2 separate regions of the Homo sapiens genome follow, and region 2 is linked to region 1. A link is an interaction called in ENCODE POLR2A ChIA-PET data of the cell type or tissue named here. Cell type or tissue: PC-9. All regions are shown on one strand. Links, peaks and the distances in the headings refer to the core of each region. The heading gives the core; the rest is flanking DNA.

What was found. Peaks named below come from ENCODE experiments on the same cell type or tissue, not always from the same donor. Only the 100,000 strongest peaks of a DNase experiment are listed, where the experiment ranks them.
Region 2: POLR2A ChIA-PET joins it to region 1 with 5 read pairs; 3 of 35 experiments call an interaction of 5 or more read pairs at or near these places.

What each region holds. Positions count from the first base shown.
Region 1 is chr3:133,640,415-133,648,687 of GRCh38, reverse strand. TOPBP1 (DNA topoisomerase II binding protein 1) reads left to right here. Exons shown (of 28, transcript NM_007027.4): 11 at 4,325-4,668; 12 at 5,316-5,488. Among named protein-coding and RNA genes, the nearest start is that of TOPBP1, 17 kb to the left of the region's middle. In PC-9, for the core only: no CTCF peak of the experiment used is centred there; a DNase peak (open chromatin) is centred at 3,737; H3K27ac peaks cover 1,135 bases.
Region 2 is chr3:132,711,622-132,714,121 of GRCh38, reverse strand. It overlaps NPHP3 (nephrocystin 3), which reads left to right. Exons shown (of 27, transcript NM_153240.5): 6 at 836-996. NPHP3-ACAD11 (NPHP3-ACAD11 readthrough (NMD candidate)) reads left to right here. Exons shown (of 45, transcript NR_037804.1): 6 at 836-996. Among named protein-coding and RNA genes, the nearest start is that of NPHP3-AS1, 8.9 kb to the left of the region's middle. In PC-9, for the core only: no CTCF peak of the experiment used is centred there; no DNase peak of the experiment used is centred there.

The sequences.
Region 1 (8,273 bases), core at 2,717-5,216:
GTAGCTGGGATTACAGGCATGCGCCACCACCCCTGGCTAATTTTGTATTTTTAGTAGAGATGGGGTTTCTCAGTGTTGGCCAGGCTGGTCTTGAACTCCCGACCTCAGGTGATCCACCCGCCTTGGCCTCCCAAAGTGCTGGGATTACGGGCGTGAGCCACTGAGCCCAGCCTAAAATACTTTAATGATCACAACTAGCCCTGCTCCCTCTCTCCACTCATCAACATACTCAGCTTATGTGATTTTGTCTAGTATTTTCATTATCTTTTAACATCTTACAATTAGGCGTTATTATGCTTTTATATGGTCAGTATTTGTTTCATTTACTAACACGTTTAACTGTTTCTTTGCTCTCCCCAGTTCTTTTTACATCTGAGACCTCTCTTTTGGAATCATTTTCTTTCTTCCTAAAACAATATCCTTTAGAAACTCCTTTAGTTTCTCTAAGACTCTTCGGCTGGGTATACAGTTCTAGACAGTTTCTTTAAGCACAGAGATATTGTTTCATTGTCATCTATTTCCCTGACTGCTGGATAGGAGGTCAGATATCAGTCTGTCATTCCTTTACAGATAATCTGTCTTTATCCTCTGGCTGTTTTTAAGATAGTCTTCCTTTTGGTTTTTGTGTCCTAGAGCTTTACCATTTATTTGTCCTGCTTGAGATTCACTGTGCCTTCTGAATCTGAGAATTAGTAGATTTTTTGCTTTTTGTTAGGTCAAGAAATGTTTATTATCTCTTTGAATATTGCCTCTCCCCCATTCTCTATATTCTCTTAACTCCCATTTGCTTTGCATATAGGTCACTTAACCTGTCCTTATCTTCCATCTTTTTGTCTTTCTGTGATTTATTATGTGTAATTCCTTCAGATTTTTTTCCAGATCACGAATCATCTCTTCCGCTATTGCCTAATCTGTTTTACCCATCCATTAAATTTTCTGTTTTAATAATTAATTTTTCAATTCCTAGAAGTTTTAGCTTTTTAAATAGTCTGTCATTTATTTTTTTACTTTTAAAAATAGAGATGGGGTGCTACTATGTTACCCAGGCTGGTCTTGAAGCACCTCAGCCTCCCAAAGTGCTGGGATTGCAGGTGTGAGCCACCACACCCAGCCAAGTCTGTCATTTTGTATTTGTATTTTTTGTTCTTTATTTCTTAAAACACATTAAACCTATCAAAACATCTGTGAATTGTTCTGTTGGCTGTTGTTTATGGTGCCTGGTTTTCTTGTGTTTTGTGATTTTTATTGTGAACTTGTACTTACTAGGACTCTAGGAATTCTAAGAAACTTGGGGTAGGGGTTTGTTACCCCAGAAAAGGTTCATGTTTGGGTCTGCTAGGTGCCTAGGAGTTTACAAACTCAATATGCCTTTAAGTTGGTGTATTGGCTGGAGGTTTCTTAGACCTCCAGCTATATGAATTTATACCCAAACCTACTTTGAGGACCAGCCTCTGATGAACAGATTCTTAGGAGAGATGTTGTTTCCCCTTGACACAAAGCCAGTGTTCTTGACCTCTTCCTTTACAGGGCAGATTTGTTGTTGGTTGGTTGGTTAGTTTTGGTCTGTTTACTAAAGATATGTCTCTTCATGGGTTCTGGGCTTGTTCTCTCAGGGTATACTCTCCTTCACCTCTAAGTTTTATGAAACCAAAGGATTGGCTCCTATCTCTTGTGTGATACCTTTACATTCCAAGGGTCTGGGTTACTGCACAGATATTTAATAGATTTTGACTAACCATTAGCTTTAGTAACTACTTAATGTTCTGGATTTAGTAACCACTTTAGTGGTCTGGATTTTAATATTTTATCCTGTATTTTGAAGTGTTTTTAGTGAGAGTGTTTCAAAGATCCTAGCCCACCATATTTCTAGAGAGGGAATTCCTAGCATTCCTTTTTTATTTACACTATTTCCGTACTACAAAATTGACTTTTCTCAAACCATTTACTTATGCTTTAGTATTGTATCACATCAGGAAATCATCTTGATTTTCCAGGATGCTGTGGTATAACTGAAAGTGATTTTTTTTTTTTTTTTTGGAGACAGGGTCTCACTCCATCACTGAGGATGGAGTGTAGTGTCACAAGCTTGGATCACTGCAACCTCCTCCTCCCGAGTTCACGCAATTCTCTTCCCTCAGCCTCCTTAGTAGTTGGGAGTACAGGTGTGCACCACCACGCCCAGCTAATTTTTGTATTTTTAGTAGAGATGGGGTTTCACCATGTTGGCCAGGTTGGTCTCAAACTCCTGGCCTCATGTGATCCTCCTGTCTTAGCCTCCCAGAATGTTGGGATTACAGGCTTGAGCCACTGCACCCAGCCAGCAATTTTACATACTATCCTTCAGCCAAGGGTACTTGGTGTAGGGCAGGTGATTAGTTTCTTAAACCTTCCTAAGACAGCTAGTGGTTTACTGACTTTATAAGGATTAAGTGATGGTAAATCTTAGTGGATCACCAAGCATCTTAGAAAGTCTATAATAAAGTATTTTATAATTAATTCTTAAAATGGCTTTTGATTTAAGGGAGTTTTTTGTTTTTTTTTTGAGATGCAGTCTTGCTCTGTCACCAGGCTGGAGTGCAGTGGCGTGGTCTTGGCTCACTGCAACCTCTGCCTTCTGGGTTCAAGTGATTCTCCTGCCTCAGCCTCCCAAGTAGCTGGGATTACAGGCACGTGCCACCATGCCCAGCTAATTTTTCTATTTTTAGTAGAGATGGGGTTTCTCCATGTTGGCCAGGCTGCTCTTGAACTCCTGACCTTGTGATCCACCCACCTCAGCCTCCCAAAGTGCTGGGATTACAGGCATGAGCCACCGCGCCCGGCCCTAGGGGAGCTTTTTGAATGATAGGTTTATTATGTAGTATCTCTTAGGCTTTTGGGTGCGGTCTGTTTGAAAAGAGATCCTACTGCTAAAATAAACGGAAAGAACTGCTGTAGAACATGTTAGTTTATTATGAGTCTCTTAATAACTTCAGAGTTTTACTGATGGTTTATAAGAACTTAGTATTTCTACTTTGTTTTTATAGTAGTAGTCTAAAATTCTACTGGATTTCTTCCTCCTTCCCATCTTACCAACAACATATAGACGTCGAAAAAAGTTATTTTTTTCTCCTAGATGTGACTGCAAAATAATTGTACTTGCAAAAAATAAGAAGGTTTTTACTTATAAAACAAACTTTACATTTTAACAAAACTGTTTAAAAAACTTTCCGGAATGTTTTATAGTATTGCCTCACCTTTAATTCCATCTAAGCATATTCATTCCCATGAGTATATCTGTAAATTATAAGTATACTATTACCCTTTATTCCTTATATTATGAAACCAAGGGTCAAAGAGACTATAAAACTAGAACCCAGCTCTCCTGACTTACTGACCAGTAAACTCCCTAGACAAAACTATGCTTCCTTAGTGCGAATAAGTACAATTTTAATACTTATGTTTAGTAGGAGTCATAAGTTCCTAATATATATTGCAGTGTACTTAATTTACAAGTTCCTAATGTATATTACAATTTACTTAAAAATGAAAATGCTAGTGTCTGTTGGAGATGAGGATAGAAGTACGAAGATGGCACTATAACATGGTGGTGTGAACTCTGGAGTTAGACAGACTTTGGTTTGTATCTCATTTCTGCCACTTAACTGTGTGACCTTAGGCAAGTTACATAACCTCTTCAAGCCTGAGACTCCTTTTGTACAAAAGGGATGTACTGATAGTATCAGCCTCACAGTTAGCATTATGTGAGCATTACATGCATTTGTAAAGCACTTAGTCACAGTGCTTATATAAATGAAAGAGTGATTCTTGGATAGCTTCCAGCCTTGTTGGAATCACATAGCAGGGCAAACTTTTTCTCTAAAGGAGTAGACAATAAATATTTTAGGATTTGCCAGCCACTTCCTTATAGTTATTTCCATGTTAACATGTTCCATGTTAAGGACTTGACAGTTATACCATTTAGACTTGTTAATTTTTTTCTTAATGATAGTTTCTTAATTTTATGGTGAATCATCTAAACCAGTTTTGGAACTAAGTCCTGTTGGAGCTATATAATTTTAAACTAATTCAAGTTTCCATTATACTAGGAATACCTAGAACTAACATGATTGCTCTTGTCCTTCCCAATGGATGATGGTAATACTGATAAGGACTCTTGGTAACCCCGAAGACGGGGTGAATCCATATCCCTTTATTATACACGTAAGCTTTAGTTTTGTAAGTATGGTCAAAATTATCAGATTCCATGTTACGTTAATATCCTTGCTAGGAAGTAAACTGTATAAGGTAAATTGTTGGTTAGAAAACATTTACTTTTCTCTTTCAGTTGAGGCTAAGACGTCTGAAGCCAGGCCCTTTAATGATTCTACTCATGCTGAGCCCTTGAATGATTCTACTCACATTTCTTTGCAAGAAGAAAACCAGTCTTCTGTCAGTCATTGTGTCCCTGATGTTTCTACAATTACTGAAGAAGGCTTATTTAGCCAAAAGAGTTTCCTTGTTTTGGGTTTTAGTAATGAAAATGAATCTAACATCGCAAACATCATAAAAGAAAATGCTGGGAAAATCATGTCCCTTCTGAGCAGAACTGTTGCGGATTATGCTGTGGTTCCTCTGCTGGGGTGTGAAGTGGAAGCCACTGTGGGAGAAGTTGTTACAAATACATGGCTGGTAAGACAACACTAGTGGTTGAAATAAAGTATCGAAGGATATCTGAATGCCAAGAAGGTTAATGTTTATTTCTTAGACAGTTCAGTTACAGTAAATCAATGCTTGGACTTGAACACTCTTGATTTTGCTTTTAGCAAGGGAAATTCAAAATTAAATGTGCAAGCTTCTTGGCCTAATCCCGATACAGTAGAGATTACTGTTTCCCAGGGCCACAGCAGCAACATTCCTTCTTAGGAGGTCACTCTAGGGTCATCTCATACTATTTGTCTTGTTTTCTCATAACCAAAGCATCACTGGTAATTTCACTGTTGATTTTTTTTTTTTTAACATTCCAAGAATTATGAGAAAAATAGTATAAACTAATACATTAGAAGGAATGAAATTTAAAGCAACATTCAGTAACTCTAATAATAGATCTTACCGATTTTAATAGCCTAATGTAATTAGTCGATGTATGTATATGTGTGTATGTATATATATACTCTAACATTATGATATGAAATGTATTGAGAATGAGCATACACAAGTTTGTATTAAAGTAAAATTTCTTCTTATCAAAACTAAATTATTGCTTCTGTACCTGAACCAGTGTTAACCACTGGTTGCTTATTTCAGGTTGGCTTTACTATTTCTTTTGTTTTTAAAAGGTTACTTGCATAGACTATCAGACTTTGTTTGATCCAAAGTCGAATCCTCTCTTCACACCAGTTCCAGTAATGACAGGAATGACTCCTTTAGAGGATTGTGTTATTTCATTTAGCCAGTGTGCTGGAGCAGAAAAAGAGTCTTTAACATTCCTAGCAAACCTCCTTGGAGCAAGGTATGTAATATTTTTAATGCACCTGTTGTATTGGTGTATCTTTTTATTTATTTTGACTTCTTGGAGAGCATTCAAATTAGAATTTGGTTGGGTGTCTTTATTATATTTATGAGTGTTATGTGGTTCCTTCTCCACTCCCACTGCTTCACTTGACTAGCCTTAAAAAAAAAAAGTGCCTCTGTTGTCCAAAGATGAAAACTTAGGTATCATTAGAGGTAATAACTGCAGTGGGTCCAAACACATGAAATAGTGTTTAAGTTGTGACTTCATAATGACACCAAATAAAGTAAGGTAATTGGTCATCTTTGAAAGATGCTAGAGAACCAGTCCATTACTTTGAAAGCTGACAAAAGGAAAGGATCAAGGAATTACCTTGCATTTCCTGTGCAGTTTGCATCAGGGTAACATGATAGTGGATACGACAAAGTTTCCCTTTATAAAGATGTTTCAACAAACAAATAAATAAATAAGGAATGATAAGACTGTAACCCCTAATGAATGAAAGAATCTAGGCATTGAACATCAATAGTCGATCACACAATAAAGGGACAAGACATGATGTGCCTTCTTACAAAGAATACACCACCACTTTGAAGTAGTCTTGCCAAAATAATCAAACCTCAATCTGATGATGCTTCTAGATCCAATTCCCAATTTATAGGAAATGCAAACAGCAGAATAACACGTTAAACTATACTACAGTGATATAATCAGCAAGACCCAGACTTTAGTACAACTCTGGCATAAATGATCCAGTGTCTTCAATGAATATATATTAAGGGCATGGAAAAGAAGGTAGGAACCTATAAGCTAAAAGACTTGAAAAAGCAAAAGCCTAAATGTAGTCTTTAAAGTTGCCATTATTTGATTATAGAAAAGTAAAGAAGTGATTACTATAAGTATCCAAATAGGCCAAGCACAGTGGCTCACACCTGTAATCCCAGCACTCGGGAGGCTAAAAGATTGCTTGAGCTCAGGAGTTCAAGACCAGCCTGTACAACATAGTGAGACCTCGTCTCTATTTAAAAAATAATAAAAAAAAATGAGCCAGGCATGGTGGCATGTGCCTATGGTCCCAGCTACTCGGGAGGCTAAGGCAGGAGGATTACTTGAGCCCAGGAGACCAGGGCTGCAGTGAGCTATGATCACACAACTATACTCCAGCCAGGGCAACAAAATGAGATCCTGTCTCCAAAAAAAAGCCCAAATAGTGGCTACTATTAAGAAGGGAGGGAAGGGGGTTTATATGGCATGTTGGAGAGGTTCTGGGGTAGTTAGCAAGATTCTGTCTTCTGACCTGGGTGGTGGACTTAAGGGTTTCACCTTATAATAATTCGTATAGCTGTATATTTCTTTTTTTGCTGTTTTCTGTTTGAATTATATGAAATAATAAAATTCTTTTAAAACTGAAATTGTGGAAGATAATAACATACATGATGACAGACTCCACTGGATACAGCTAAAGCTGTACTCAGCAGGAAAGTCATGCAAATTCTGAAATAGAATAATTGGGACTAGCCCTAACAGTTATTAAAATATATTTTGTGGCCAGGTCTGGTGGTTCATGCCTGTAATCCTAGCACTTTGAGAGGCCGTGGCAGGAGGCCAAGTTCAACACCAGCCTGGACAATATACTGAGACCCTGTCTTTACAAAAAATTTTAAAAATGAGCCAGGCAATGTAGCATAAATCTGTAGTCTCAGTTATTTGGGAGGCTGAGGTGGGAGGATTGTTTGAGCCTGGGAGGTCAAGGCTGCAGTGAGTCACAGTGGCGCCACTGTACTCTAGCCTGGAGGACAGAGCAAGACCCTGTCTCAGAAAACAAACAAACAAATATATATTTTGTGAAACTTCACTAAATAACAGTGTGGTTACGTGTAGCAGAAAGTTTAATTAATGGACAGCAAATGTAGCAGGAGACCCAAATGTAAAAAGGAATTTACGATACAAGTGACATTTCAAATATATATAAGGAAGACATGGCTTATTCAATAAATAGGATTCATTAAAGTTGGAGCAGTATCTCATATCTAAATAAGTACTGAATGGATTGGTGGGTTAAATGTAAAAAATGAAATTATAAAAGTACTAAGATAAACACAAAACATAGAAAAAAAAAGTGCTAGGAAACATGGGAAATTTAAAAATCTGAAAAGTTGGGAACTAGAACATAAAACCCAGAAGTCATAAAAGAAATCACGGAATTCTGTTCAATCTCAAGTCGTAGACTTCTTTTTCTGCCCCGTATTCTCTGTGTTTAATATCCTATGATCTTGAGGCACTTAATTTCTCTGTATTTTTTCCCATGTCTATACTTAAATATTGAGAGGATCAAATGAGATAATATGTAGAAATGCTTTGGAAAGTTGTAGTAGGTTAAAAAATAATAATAATGTTATTTATACACTTTGCTCCTGTCATTTTTTCTGTGCCTTCTTTTGGGAGGAAAGGACAAGGTGTGGGGGTGATAACTAATTAAGGAGGTAATTTTGGCTGTGTGAGGTGGTTCACGCCTGTAATCCCAACTTTAGGAGGCTGAGGCAGGAGGATCACTTGAGCTCAGGAGTTCGAGACCAGGCTAGGCAACATTGTGAAACCCCATCTCTACAAAAAATACAAAAATTAGCCAGGTGTGGTGGTGTACACCTGTAGTCTTAGGTACTGGGGAGGCTGAGGTGGGAGGATGGCTTGAGCCTGGGAGGCGGAGGTTGCAGTGAGCTGTGATTGTGCCACTGCACTCCAGTCTGGACAACATAGCAAGACCCTGTCTCAAAAGGATTTTTGC
Region 2 (2,500 bases), core at 1-2,500, 930 kb after region 1:
CCAATTCAATGGCAGAGTAAATTGTGATAGAAACCAAATAAGCCACAAAGATCCCTGCTAAAGCAGCCAAGTTGTAAAGCTATTATTATTTTTGTAGACATATTTGCTATCTAACCCTTTATATAAAAAGCTTGCCTACCAGTGTTCCAAGGGAATTTTATAGAATCTGTGTGTCACATGCTATACCTGCTATATTAACATCTTCCCTGTTGTTGATTACCAAATTCATTTAGCTTTCCTTTGTGATATTATTCAATTTTAGTAAAAAGATAAAATATTTTAAAGCCCAAAGCTTCCATCCAGTAATTGAAAATGTTATTCCCAACGACATTTTGAGGGCATTACTGATTTCTTTCATAATAATAGTCATCATTACTTACTAACTTAATTATAGATTTATGTGTTTTTAACTTATATCGCTCTGCTTTAGCGTTCTGATATATCATCGTGGATGTTTTTTACTATACAGATTTATGGATCTATATTTTGCACTCTTTATGACAATAAAACAGATTGTTCATAGTAATAATAACAAAAAGAAACAAATACCAAAGCAAAATAGCCTAATACTGTCTCCTGTTGTTCTAGCTTTACTATGAAATAAGTCATTTTCTGAGCTAGAAAAAGGCCAAGTTGCTAAGCTATTATTATTTGTATTTGAGAGAAACTTGCCTTTTTAAGATTTTCTTTAAAATGTGATTATTTTTAAAATTTTATATGAAAAGATATCCAGTATAACCTGTTTTAAAGCGTGCTTTTTATTTTAAGTAGTATGAATCTCACTTGATCTTTAGTTAAATACATTAAACTTTTGTATGTTTTCATTTGTTTTTAGGACTATTCACCTAAACTTAAGAGAATGTGCGAGACAATGGGATATTTTTTCCATGCTGTTTATTTTCCAATAGATGTTGAAAATCAATACCTCACTGTAAGAAAATGGGAAATTGAGAAAAGTTCTTTAGTTATTTTATTTATTCACTTAACATTACCAAGGTAAGCTGAAAAAAAATGTAATTTATTATAAGCAGTAAACTGTAAATAGAATTGAGTTTGCCAAATAAGCTTCAAAGATAAATTTTATTGCATCCTTATAATAAAAAAATCCATGAAATTCAATAAATTCTACAACTGTTTCACACTTAAATAAAATAATTAAAAGTTTTAAGCTGTTAGACTTGTTTCATAGGTCATATGATCAACACCTTAATTTTTAGCTTATTTTAATCAGAGTTTGGCAAATATAGCCCAAGGGCCAAATCTAGCCAGGAGTTTGCTTTTGTAAATAAAGTTTTATTGGAACACAGCCACATTCATTCATTCATATATATATAAATTTTTTTTTCTTTTTTTTTTGAGACAGAGTCTTGCTCTGTCGTCCAGGCTGGAGTGCAGTGGCGCAATCTCGGCTCACTGCAAGCTCCACCTCCCAGGTTCACACCATTCTCCTGCCTCAGCCTCCTGAGTAGCTGGGACTATAGGCGCCCACCACCACGCCTGGCTAATTTTTTGTATTTTTGGTAGAGATGGGGTTTCACTGTGCTAGCCAGGATGGTCTCAATCTCCTAACCTTGTGATCCCCCTGCCTTGGCCTCCCAAAGTGCTGGGATTACAGGCGTAGGCCAACACACCTGGCCCATTCGTGTATTTTCTACAGCTGCCTTCATACTATAATAGCAAAGTTGAATCTTTACAACAGAAACCATGTGTCCTACAAAACCTGAGTTGTTTACTATCTGGCCTTTTACAGAAAAAGTTGATAACCCCTAATTTCAATAATCAACATTAACCTTCATTCTTTTCTTTCTTTGGATACAAACTGAGAGGTATTTGAACTATGTATTTTACATATAAAGTTCATGTACTTGATCACTTGTGTAGGTGTTGAATCATAATTTACATTTTTTGAGGAGCTTACTATTTAAATAGACCCAGTAAAGTGAACAATGTTCTTATAATGTGAATATAATCATGCTAATGAATCTTGTCTGCAAGTAAAGATTTTTTTTCACCAGTTAGATATAGAGATAAAGGACAAAATAAGTTTAATAAGAGGCTAATTTTTCTTTCTAGATTTACTGTCTAAATTTAACCTTTCCAAAGCATTTTGCTTTTTTAATTGTGGACCAACTCTGACTTTAACTGTGTATAGATATATGTAAGGCCTTAAGTTTCACCAGTTTCCCTGTAGCATAACCCATTGTAGACCCTTAAGACTTTGCCTAGTGGCCGGGTGAACAGGGAACTACCTGGTCAATGAGCCTTCATCCAGAATATGTTTAAGGAGTTCTTCAACTTGATTGCCTTCAGTAGGGTTTCATTGCTATCCACCCCTTCCCTTTTCTTTCCCTGTTTTTATATTTATTAAGGATATATCTTATCTTATTACTTAATGATTGAGTAGTTTTTTTATCTTACTTGGTAATATGTTATTTGTTGTTACATTATTTTTTCTAATTCTTATCTTTGATCCATAAAACCATTTTGTTTTTTCTTTACA